Linked DNA regions of Homo sapiens: regions 1 and 2 are each linked to region 3. Evidence: chromatin contacts called from ENCODE Hi-C or POLR2A ChIA-PET data. All regions are on one chromosome and are shown on one strand. The core of a region is the stretch at or near the end of the contact, and the rest is flanking DNA. Distances in the headings are between cores, read along the strand shown. Region 1 has its middle 7.7 kb from the start of TMPRSS11E. Region 2 holds the start of GRSF1 (G-rich RNA sequence binding factor 1). Region 3 holds the start of SULT1B1 (sulfotransferase family 1B member 1).

Region 1 (3,625 bases), core at 405-2,904, 1.3 Mb before region 3:
TCAGATGGTTGTAGATGTGTGGTATTATTTCTGAGGGCTCTGCTCTGTTCCACTGGTTATAGGAATTGGCAAGGACTTCATGACTAAAACACCAAAAGCAATGGCAACAAAAGCCAAAATTGACAAATGGGATCTAATTAAACTGAAGGGCTTCTGCACAGCAAAAGAAACTACCATCAGAGTGAACAGGCAACCTACAGAATGGGAGGAAATTTTTGCAATCTACCCATCTGACAAAGGGCTAATATCCAGAATCTACAAAGAACTTAAACAAATTTACAAGAAAAAAATCAAACAACTCCATCAAAAAATGGGCAAAGGATATGAACAGACAATTCTCAAAAGAACACATTTATGCAGCCAACAGACACATGAAAAAGTGCTCATCATCACTGGCCATCAGAGAAATGCAAATCAAAACCACAATGCGATACCATCTCACACCAGTTAGAATGGCAATCATTAAAAAGTCAGGAAACAACAGGTGCTGGAGAGGATGTGGAGAAATAGGAATGCTTTTACACTATTGGTGGGAGTGTAAACTAGTTCAGTCATTGTGGAAGACAGTGTGGTGATTCCTCAGGGATCTAGAACTAGAAATACCATTTGACCCAGCCATCCCATTACTGGGCATATACGTAAAGGAGTATAAATCATGCTGCTATAAGGACACATGCACATGTATGTTTATTGTGGCACTATTCACAATAGCAAAGACTTGGAACCAACCCAAATGTCCATCAGTGATAGACTGGATTAAGAAAATGTGGCACATATACAGCATGGAATACTATGCAGCCATAAAAAAGGATGAGTTTATGTCCTTTGTAGGGACATGGATGAAGCTGGAAACCATCATTCTGAGCAAACTATCACAAGGACAGAAAACCAAACACCGCATGTTCTCACTCATAGGTGGGAATTGAGTAATGAGAACACATGGACCCAGGGTGGGGAACATCACACACCAGGGCCTGTCATGGGGTAGAGGGAGGGAGGAGGGATAGCATTAGGAGATCTACCTAATGTAAATGACGAGTTAATGGGTGCAGCACACCAACATGGCACGTGTATACATATGTAACAAACCTGCATGTTGTGTGCATGTACCCTAGTACTTAAAGTATAATAAAAAAATAAAAATAAATAAAAAAAAGAAAGAGACACACCCAACCATTATTGAAGTCCTCTAAGGTGGGGATAGAGGACACACAGTTCATCAGGGCTGAGGAATAGAGAATGGGAAAACAGATGAAGAAAGGCCTGTGCTGACCTTTTCCATGCCCTCCCATGGATGTGTTTTTCCTGCACGTCAAGTTATTTAAGCAAAGGATTGTTTTTGTCTGGATTTTTTTCTTTTCCAACTTCAGCCATTTCTTTTGTTCTTTTTAGGCATGAAACATTAAATAAAGTTATTCTTAATATGGGATATTCTCCCCTAAGTCTTTTTAGATGATAAGGAAACAGCATGTCCATTCCAATAGCCTGTTCAAGAGTTCTACTTTTAATAATTTGTGTCTCATACTTCCAGATAGTCCACACATAGGGCAGGTCTTATTATTTCTTGTGTATTTCATTATAACCTTATTAGGCCCAAACAAAATAAGAGTCACGAATAGGCAGGAAAACATATGACTGTAGTAAGCTAGGTGTTGAACAGGAAACTGTGGCTTCCAGAGATTAAAATAGTTTTGTTTTTGATCTTAGAGGAAACCCAAAAGGTGTTCACTTAGGTCTGGTTTTAAACAGGCAGAACAACATATTTTAAAGTAATATTTCTGGTAATTCTGCAGCTACTTTGTAGTGCCTCTGCTGTTCTAGGCATTGTGCTAGATGGTATGAGGAATTAAAGATGAATAAGAACAAAGTTTCCTTCTTAGGAGGGAATACAATCTAAGTTAGCTTTTCTCTTTATTTATTTATTTATTTTTCTGAGATGGAGTCTCACTCTTTCGCCCAGGCCGGACTGCAGTGGCACTATCTCAGCTCACTGCAAGCTCCGCCTCCTGGGTTCATGCCATTCTCCTGCCTCAGCCTCCCCAGTAGCTGGGACTACAGGTGCCCGCCACTGCACCCGGCTAATTTTTTTGTATTTTTAGTAGAGACGGGGTTTCACCGTGTTAGCCAGGATGGTCTCGATCTGCTGACGTCGTGATCCACCCACCTCGGCCTCCCAAAGCGCTGGGATTACAGGTGTGAGCCACCGCGCCCAGCCTGCTTTTCTTTATTGTAACCAAAATCATTTGATGACTTCCAAACAGGGCAACATATGTGTCAAATATGGTCATATTTAAATAACTATGCCAAGGTTCTGCAGTTCAATTAACTTCATTTAATTTGGACACTTCTAGTATTAGAAAAATATCTTTTTTTGCTATCATCCATTAAATCATCAATATTTTTAAAGATTCACTTCCATCTCTCTTTTTAAGAATGAGGTGTTACATAAAACTATAGGTAAATGAATTTGAAAAAGAAAGCAAGTAAGGCTGAGTGCAGTGGCTTAATGCTGTAATCTTAGCTCTTTGGGAGGCCGAGGCAGGTGGATCACTTGAGGTCAGGAGTTCGAGACCAGCCTGGCCAACATGGTGAAAATCCAACTCTACTAAAAATACAAAAAATTGGGTGTGTTGGCATGCACCAGTAATCCCAATTACTTGGGAGGCTGAGGCAGGAGAATTGCTTGAACTCAGGAGGTGGAGGTTACAGTAAGCTGAGATTGTGCCACTGTACTGCGCCACTGCACTCCAGCCTGGGTGACAGAGCAAGACTCTGCACCCCCAACCCCCCAAAAAAAGCAAACAAGCAAGTGCAAGTAAGACTTTGTATCTCTGATTAGATGTTGAACAGTGAATGTCTCTTCCCAGACAATTTAGATAATTTACATACATTCTTTCTCTGGTTAGCCTTACAGATTAAAAAATGGTGGCTTTTTAAGTTTTAAGTTGAGTGACTTATCAAAAATACTTTAAGACTTGAAGACCACCAGTCTAGAAGTTAGAGATGAAATATTAGAATATGGCAGTAAACAGTCCAGCCTATGAACTAGAACTAGATTGACTGGGTTCAAATCTCAGCTTAGCCACCTACTAGTATGAGACTTGGGTTAAGTTAAAAAAGCCCTTGTATCTCAGTTCTCTTATTTTTAAAATGCTGATAACAATAATGTTTGTAAGATGTTGTGGGCATTAAATCAATAAATATATGTGAAGTGCTTGAAAAAAGGTATGGCATAGGCAAACACTCCATAGAGTGTCACCTATTATCATTTTTATGTGAGTGTGGGACCTGCTATCCAATGACATCAGTAGTCTCCCACTGTGACATAAAAGGATTGCATACAAAGAAATGCTTAATAAATAATTCATTCGTTCAAACAAGTATTTTTGAGAGCCTAAATTCTAGATTCTGGGGATAGAGCCAAGGAGGACAAGCTGAAGTTCTCAGTTTTAAGTGACTTTCATCTGAATGAAGTAAACTGACAATAAACAAGAGGAACAAATATACATAAACATATTAAGCATTACTACCTACTTTGAAGAAAAAGAAAGCAGGCTAAAGGGATAGAGACTAATAAGGAATAATAATGGGCAAGCTGTTATAGATGGGGAGATTTACACTCTTT
Region 2 (3,261 bases), core at 246-2,745, 1.1 Mb after region 3:
AACTTTCCCCATTTTTCCATAATTCCATAAGCATCACAAGCTTTTACAGAAAAAGGCAGCGTAAAGTATTGGGCCAGGATTCAAATCAATTAGCTCAGCCACTGGCAGACAGCAGCCATGCTGATTAGCCTCCCAGTCTCCCTAAGTTAAAGGAGAAGCACAAATTGAATTAAGATAAATATGACCTAAGGAATCAGGGGCTGGGTAGTTAAAAAGTGTGCAGACACTTCCCAGATGCCACGTACCAAGAAGAGAAAGGTTCATCTACAAAGCACAAAATATTTGCAATCTAACTACACACCGACTTTTCTAAAAAAATAAAGAAAAAATGGAAAGGAAAACATTGCAAATTCATTCCTGGGACCCCAAGTTGTGTCCTCAACCCTCAACGCTCCCTCCCATTCACCCCCTCCCCCCAACAGCTAAATCTCCAAACTGCTTTCCCAGACGAGGCGACACACAGTCCTTAAAGACCTTCTGTATGAGTGGAGTTGCAGAGGTGACCTTCAGTAAACCGGGACAGCTCGTCTTTCCCTGGGGACAGGAGAGGGAACGGCGCGATGGGGACAGGCTCCTTCCCTACAAGCCAGCCCACGCAACTGTGTGCGCGCACCTTCCCAGCAGCGGCCGACCGAGAGGCGCCGAGGGCCGCCCAGGCCTAGCGCTCGGGCTGCACGGAAACTCCCAACCCTCCGGCGGGCTCGGGCCTCGCAACTTCACAACCAGCCGGCGGAAAGCAAGAAGATGCGAGGTGGGGGCGTCAGCAGCCTCACGAAACCTACCATGGGCCAGGCGGGGAACAAGGCCTCAACATTCACCCCAGCCACACTTACACTGCCCAACCGACCAGAGACTCGAGGCGAGAACAAAACAAGCAGAAGACCCGACGCCTGGGAGAGCTTCCCTTGTTCCAGGGCCCAATAGGAGCACAGGGTGGACGGGGGCGGGTGTGCGGCGAGTGTCGCGGATCCCCGGGCGTGCCCGCGAGGCGCACACGGAGGGACGGAGGGGCGCGGGGGCGCGTGCACGCGGCCCGGGAGGGATCTCGCGCCAGGTCCCTCACGGCGCCCACGTACCTGGCTGTAGCTGCGCGTCGGGACGGCGGCCGCCGCCGCCAGCGACTGCGGCAGCAGAGAGGCACGGAGGGCAGAGTAGGACGCGGCGGCCGCGGCCGCGGCAGAGGTGGCCACAGCGGGAGGCCCCGCCAGCCTCCCGGGAGGCACAGGCCCGGTCTGGAGGCCACGCGTCTGGGAGGCAGCGGCCGCGGCGGCCCCGAGCAGCAGCAGCAGGCGGCGGCGGCCCGAGACGCCCGACGGGATAGAGCCAGCGGCGGAGTAGAAGGGCAGGCAGGCGGCGCCGGTGCGCCGGCAGCTGCTGCAGTTACAGCCGCAGCCCCGGAGCAGCGCCCCGAGTACCCAGCGCGTGCCGGCCATGGACTCCGGAGGCGGCGCAGGGCCTGAAGGCAGCTGCTCCAGCAGCGATGGTGGAACGGAAGTGGAATCCAGGGCCGGTTGGGGGTGGGGTGTGCCTGGCACATGCGCCGCGGGCACTGGGTGGGGGGCCTCCGAGAGTCGGAAGGAGGTGGAGGAGAGCGCGACGCTCCGCCCAGTCTCCGCCCTTGGGCGGGGCTGCCCATGGTTTGGGCGGGGCTGCCCATGGTTTGGGCGGGGCTGCCCATGGTTTGGGCGGGGCTGCCCATGGTTTGGGCGGGGCTGCCCATGGTTTGGGCGGGGCTGCCCATGGTTTGGGCGGGGCTGCCCATGGTTTGGGCGGGGCTGCCCATGGTTTGGGCGGGGCTGCCCATGGTTTGGGCGGGGCTGCCCATGGTTTGGGCGGGGCTGCCCATGGTTTGGGCGGGGCCCGGGGAAGTGGGTGCAATCGAACTGCTCTTTTTTCAGGCGGTGGAAACTGAGGCCCAAAGTAAGTGAGGCTAGGGGCCTGGCGCAGTGACTCATTCGTAGTGACTCATTCTTGTAATCCTAGCACTTTGGCAGGCAGAGGCGGGTGGACTGCCTGAGGTCAGGAGTTCGAGACCAACCTAGGCAACACGGTGAAATCCCGTCTCTACTAAAATACAAAAAATTAGGTCGGACGCGGTGGCTCCCGCCTGTAATCCCAGCACTTTAGTAGGCCGAGGTAGGGCGGATCACCTGAGGTCAGCAGTTCAAGACCAGCCTGGCCAACATGGTGAAACTGTGTCTCTACTAAAAACACAAAAATTAGCCGGGTGTGGTGACGGGTGCCCGTAATCCCAGCTACTCAGGAGGCTGAGGCAGGAGAATCGCTTGAACCCAGGAGGCGGAGGTTGCAGTGAGCCAAGATCGTGCCACCGCACTGCAGCCTGGGCGACAGAGTGAGACGCCATCTCCAAACAAACAAACAAAAAAATTAGGTTAGGGCCATCCTGCTCTGGGTAGGGCCGAGAGCTGTAGCACAAGTCTGTGCTGCCCTGCGCTGTGCCACCGAAACCCGTGGTGTGAGTGGCTAAAGAACCCTTTCTGAAAGGAATTGTGATACCTTGGTTATAAAAAAATCGTTGGGATAATATCAGAGATTTGGTACCCCCCGAATTTGAGGTATGTGAGGAAGGAGAACTTCGTTGTTTTAAAATGAAATATAGGCCTGGCGTGGTGGCTCATGCCTATAATCCCAGCGCTTTGGGAGGCTGAAGTGAGAGGATCACTGGAGCCCAAGAGTTCCAGACCAGCCTGGGCAACATAGGGAGACCCCGTCTATACAAAAAATAAATAAAGCTGGGTGTGATGGCGTGGGCCTGTAGTCCCAGCTACTTGGGAGGCCGATTGCTTCAGCCCAGAAGGTAGAGGCTGTGGTAAGCTATGATTGCCACCACTGAACTCCAGCCTGGGTGACAGAGTGAAACCCTGTCTCTAAAAAAATAAAAGAAAACATATATATTTATTATGTACTGATAATACATAACAAAGGTGAACCCTCCCCTAATGAAACTGTATTCACAAGTGAACACACAGAGATTTGCACACACATACACAAAGACTGGTTGTGCAGCTTTTCTCCTCCTGAGCCAGGACTTGTCAAAGACAAGCAAAAGGAAGTTGTTAGAGTAAAAAATAAGAGAAAGCTAGTATTTTTAAAAACTCCTTACTGTGGAAAATGTCAAACAGAAGAGCAGAATGAATTTCCAGAACTTCATAAATTGTCAACACTTTTCAGTCTTGTTTCATCTATCCCCTACCACCATCTTCCAGACCTTATTTTCTTTGCTAGAATATTTTAAAGCAA
Region 3 (3,269 bases), core at 377-2,876:
CTAATTTGTTTGCACTTAAAACTTGAGCAAATGACTTTAAACTACCTTTAATTATCTAATGATACAGGGTGTAAGTAAATGATTTAATCAAAATGAATTCAGGGTCTTTTAAAACAAATTGTACTGATTGTGCTTCATGTATATGATCTCTAATCATTACCTACCCTGAAATGATAAGTCTTACTTGCATTTTGTGGATAAGATTAGGAAACAGATCTTCAGAGCGTCTGCTCAAAGAAACACAGAAAGGGAGTGGCAACCCAGGAATGGACTTTAGTTTGCCCAGCTCTGTTCATGTGATCATACTGAAAATTTACCGTAGGCCCAACCCAGAGTCAAAAATGTCCGTGATTTATCTCATTCAAACAAGAGTATTTACAAATTGGAAGGGATTTTTGCTTTGACAATGAAAATCCCCCGTGACAAAAAGGTCAGGCACTTCATGCTGTAAAATTGTTGCCGGAGAAGGATGGAATGAGTAGGAAGATGAAAATAAGGCAGCTGTTTGTGAATATATGCTAGTCACCTCTGGGAAGTGGGTGTGTCCAATTCAGGAAGCTACAGGGTATTAGGCATCAAACAGCATTACCTCGTCATGACCAGTGGATAAATGATGAGTTCTGAATTATATGGGGAGAAGAGTATGGAGAGGAGGACTGGAAGATGTCAAATAATTAATATAATTAAACTAGATATGCTGAAAGATGATTTATGAATGACATTTACTTTAAAATCTAAAAATTAGTTCATAAAATATTTTAAACCCTATTGGAAAGGAACAGGCTATTTAAAGTAGTTGTAAATTATACATGGGATCTCAAGACTTCCTATTTAAGATGAGCCATAGGCTGAAAATTAAAATGTCTAAAATTGACTTTAAGGAATATTAATGGAACAAAAGAGAAAAATAAAAAACAATGCCTGTTTTAGAAGAAACTGAGTCATTTTACATTAAAACTATATTTTTCCATCAATTAGAAAAAACAATTTCTTTCATTTGTCATACTCTGACAAAGTTTAGCTCTATCTGATACACATCAAATCAAGCTACTTAAATAAATGTGGTAAACGACATATTTTATATTCTGGAGTGCACCTTAAAGGTGTGTGTATGTGCATATGTGTGCATGAATGCATGTGAGTAGGACTGGATGAAGGATGGGAGCAGAGAAACGAAAACTTGAAAAAGATTTCTTTTTCTTTAAGTGGCTTACAGTTTCTTGAGAAGACCTCCATTCCTTGCATGCTTCAGTTCCACTAAATGTAGAAAAATAAAATTGAACATTGAAAGCTTGAGAGATTTTAGACAGCATAAACAATGAAAGTTTCCTATAAGAAAATTGGAATTATGCAAAAGACTTTCTAATTATAAAATATGTTCAAAACAGAAATTGTTCTGAGGCACACAATATTCTGCGGGGATAGGACAAAACTTCAAGGAAAGAAATTGAAAAGCAAATTTTACCTCACAATTTAATCCCTTTGTTCAGTTTTCATTTTCAGGCAGTGAAGCTGCTGTAGAGTAACCATGGGAAACGGTGGTGGTTCTGGCAGGCAATGGGGAGCACAGGAAGGCTCCTGGCACCAGAAAAAAAAAAGTTCAAGGTTTGATCTGAACGTAGCAATCACTGAGTTTACAGGCAGCTAAGATATAAAAAGGTTAAACTACCCACACCCACAATCACACACACACACATACACACACATGAGGCAAGTTCCACTGTTTCAACAGCTAGCAAAGCCAGGAAGCCAGGAAGTGGTTCAGGGTGGTGGCCATAAGTCAGCACAAGCACAGGCTGTTTAGATTTTAAGCTCTCTGCAAGCTTCAAAGTGTCTGAGAAATGCAGAGGGAAAGAACATGAAGGGTTAGTGGATCAAAATTGTTGCTTCTCTATATCTTATAAGAATGTCTTCTAACAATTTTGGTCATAACAGAAATAAAAATTGGTTTTGTGTGTGTTTGTGCATGTGTCAGTATGTTTCCATCTGGAATAAACGTGAGTTTCTAATATCATTAAATGTCAAACATATTAAAGATGAAATGATTAATTACTTTGGCATCAGAAACACAAATACTCTAATCATTTCCACAACTCTTGGTTTTTTCTTCTTTTGGTATGCAGAATCACATAAACAAGAAATGAGTGGAAATCAATCCATTTTTTAAGAGCACTCGTCTCAAACTTACACACAACTACAACCACCAAGCTCTTGCCCCTGAGTTATACCTATGAAGGCCTGGGAAAGTCAGGAAGACCAGAGGGAAACTAGCACATTCCTTTAGACCATCAGTTTAACTTATAAATGTATTAAAGAAATGTAAAGCATATTTTCTTCTTAAAAGATGCTGCCGCTCTCCCTCTCCCTCTCCCTCTCCCTCTCCCTCTCCTCTTTCCACGGTCTCCCTCTGATGCCGAGCCGAAGCTGGACTGTACTGCTGCCATCTCGGCTCACTGCAACCTCCCTGCCTGATTCTCCTGCCTCAGCCTACCGAGTGCCTGCGATTGCAGGCGCGCCGCCACGCCTGACTGGTTTTCGTATTTTTTGGGTGGAGACGGGGTTTCGCTGTGTTGGCCGGGCTGGTCTCCAGCTCCTAACCGCGAGTGATCCGCCAGCCTCGGCCTCCCGAGGTGCCGGGATTGCAGACGGAGTCTCCTTCACTCAGTGCTCAATGGTGCCCAGGCTGGAGTGCAGTGGCGTGATCTCGGCTCGCTACAACATCCACCTCCCAGCAGCCTGCCTTGGCCTCCCAAAGTGCCGAGATTGCAGCCTCTGCCCGGCCGCCACCCCGTCTGGGAAGTGAGAAGCGTCTCTGCCTGGCCGCCCATCGTCTGGGATGTGAGGAGCCCCTCTGCCTGGCTGCCCAGTCTGGAAAGTGAGGAGCATCTCTGCCCAGCCGCCATCCCATCTAGGAAGTGAGGAGCGCCTCTTCCCGGCCACCATCTCATCTAGGAAGTGAGGAGCGTCTCTGCCCGGCTGCCCATCGTCTGAGATGTGGGGAGCGCCTCTGCCCTGTCGCCCTGTCCGGGATGTGAGGAGCGTCTCTGCCCGGCCGCCCCGTCTGAGAAGTGAGGAGACCCTCTGCCTGGCAACCGCCCTGTCTGAGAAGTGAGGAGCCCCTCCGCCCAGCAGCCGCCCCGTCTGAGAAGTGAGGAGCCCCTCCGCCCGGCAGCCACCCCGTCCGGGAGGGAGGTGGGGGGGTCAGCCCCCCGCCTGGCCAGCCGCCCCGTCCGGGAGGTGAGGGGCGCCTCTGCCCGGCCGCCCCTACT

Evidence for each region. A loop is a pair of places that touch in the nucleus more often than their neighbours do. ChIA-PET counts read pairs that join two places held with the same protein, here RNA polymerase II (POLR2A). Pooled maps may share reads with other maps.
Region 1: a loop to region 3 is called in a pooled map, with 9 times the contacts of the local background. The contact joins the enhancer-like site here to the promoter of SULT1B1 in region 3. A Hi-C loop is called at or near these places in 4 of 50 pooled maps.
Region 2: a loop to region 3 is called in a map of naive thymus-derived CD4-positive, alpha-beta T cell, with 16 times the contacts of the local background. The contact joins the promoter of GRSF1 here to the promoter of SULT1B1 in region 3. A Hi-C loop is called at or near these places in 1 of 168 maps with a recorded cell type or tissue (naive thymus-derived CD4-positive, alpha-beta T cell) and 5 of 50 pooled maps. POLR2A ChIA-PET finds 5 or more read pairs at or near these places in 1 of 52 experiments (activated naive CD4-positive, alpha-beta T cell).

The regions. Positions count from the first base shown.
Region 1 is chr4:68,437,902-68,441,526 of GRCh38, forward strand. No RefSeq gene overlaps it. Among named protein-coding and RNA genes, the nearest start is that of TMPRSS11E, 7.7 kb to the right of the region's middle. Within about 2 kb of position 1,655, at least 3 of the 41 ENCODE cell types and tissues checked have a DNase peak (open chromatin) inside an H3K27ac peak, as active enhancers do.
Region 2 is chr4:70,838,395-70,841,655 of GRCh38, forward strand. It overlaps GRSF1 (G-rich RNA sequence binding factor 1), which reads right to left and starts at 1,496. Exons shown (of 10, transcript NM_002092.4): 1 at 1,077-1,496. The coding sequence starts at 1,433. It overlaps LOC124900710 (a long non-coding RNA gene), which reads left to right and starts at 598. Exons shown (of 3, transcript XR_007058131.1): 1 at 598-751. RefSeq lists enhancers at 199-853, 854-1,507 and silencers at 904-1,453, 1,514-1,763.
Region 3 is chr4:69,758,994-69,762,262 of GRCh38, forward strand. It overlaps SULT1B1 (sulfotransferase family 1B member 1), which reads right to left and starts at 1,627. Exons shown (of 8, transcript NM_014465.4): 1 at 1,466-1,627.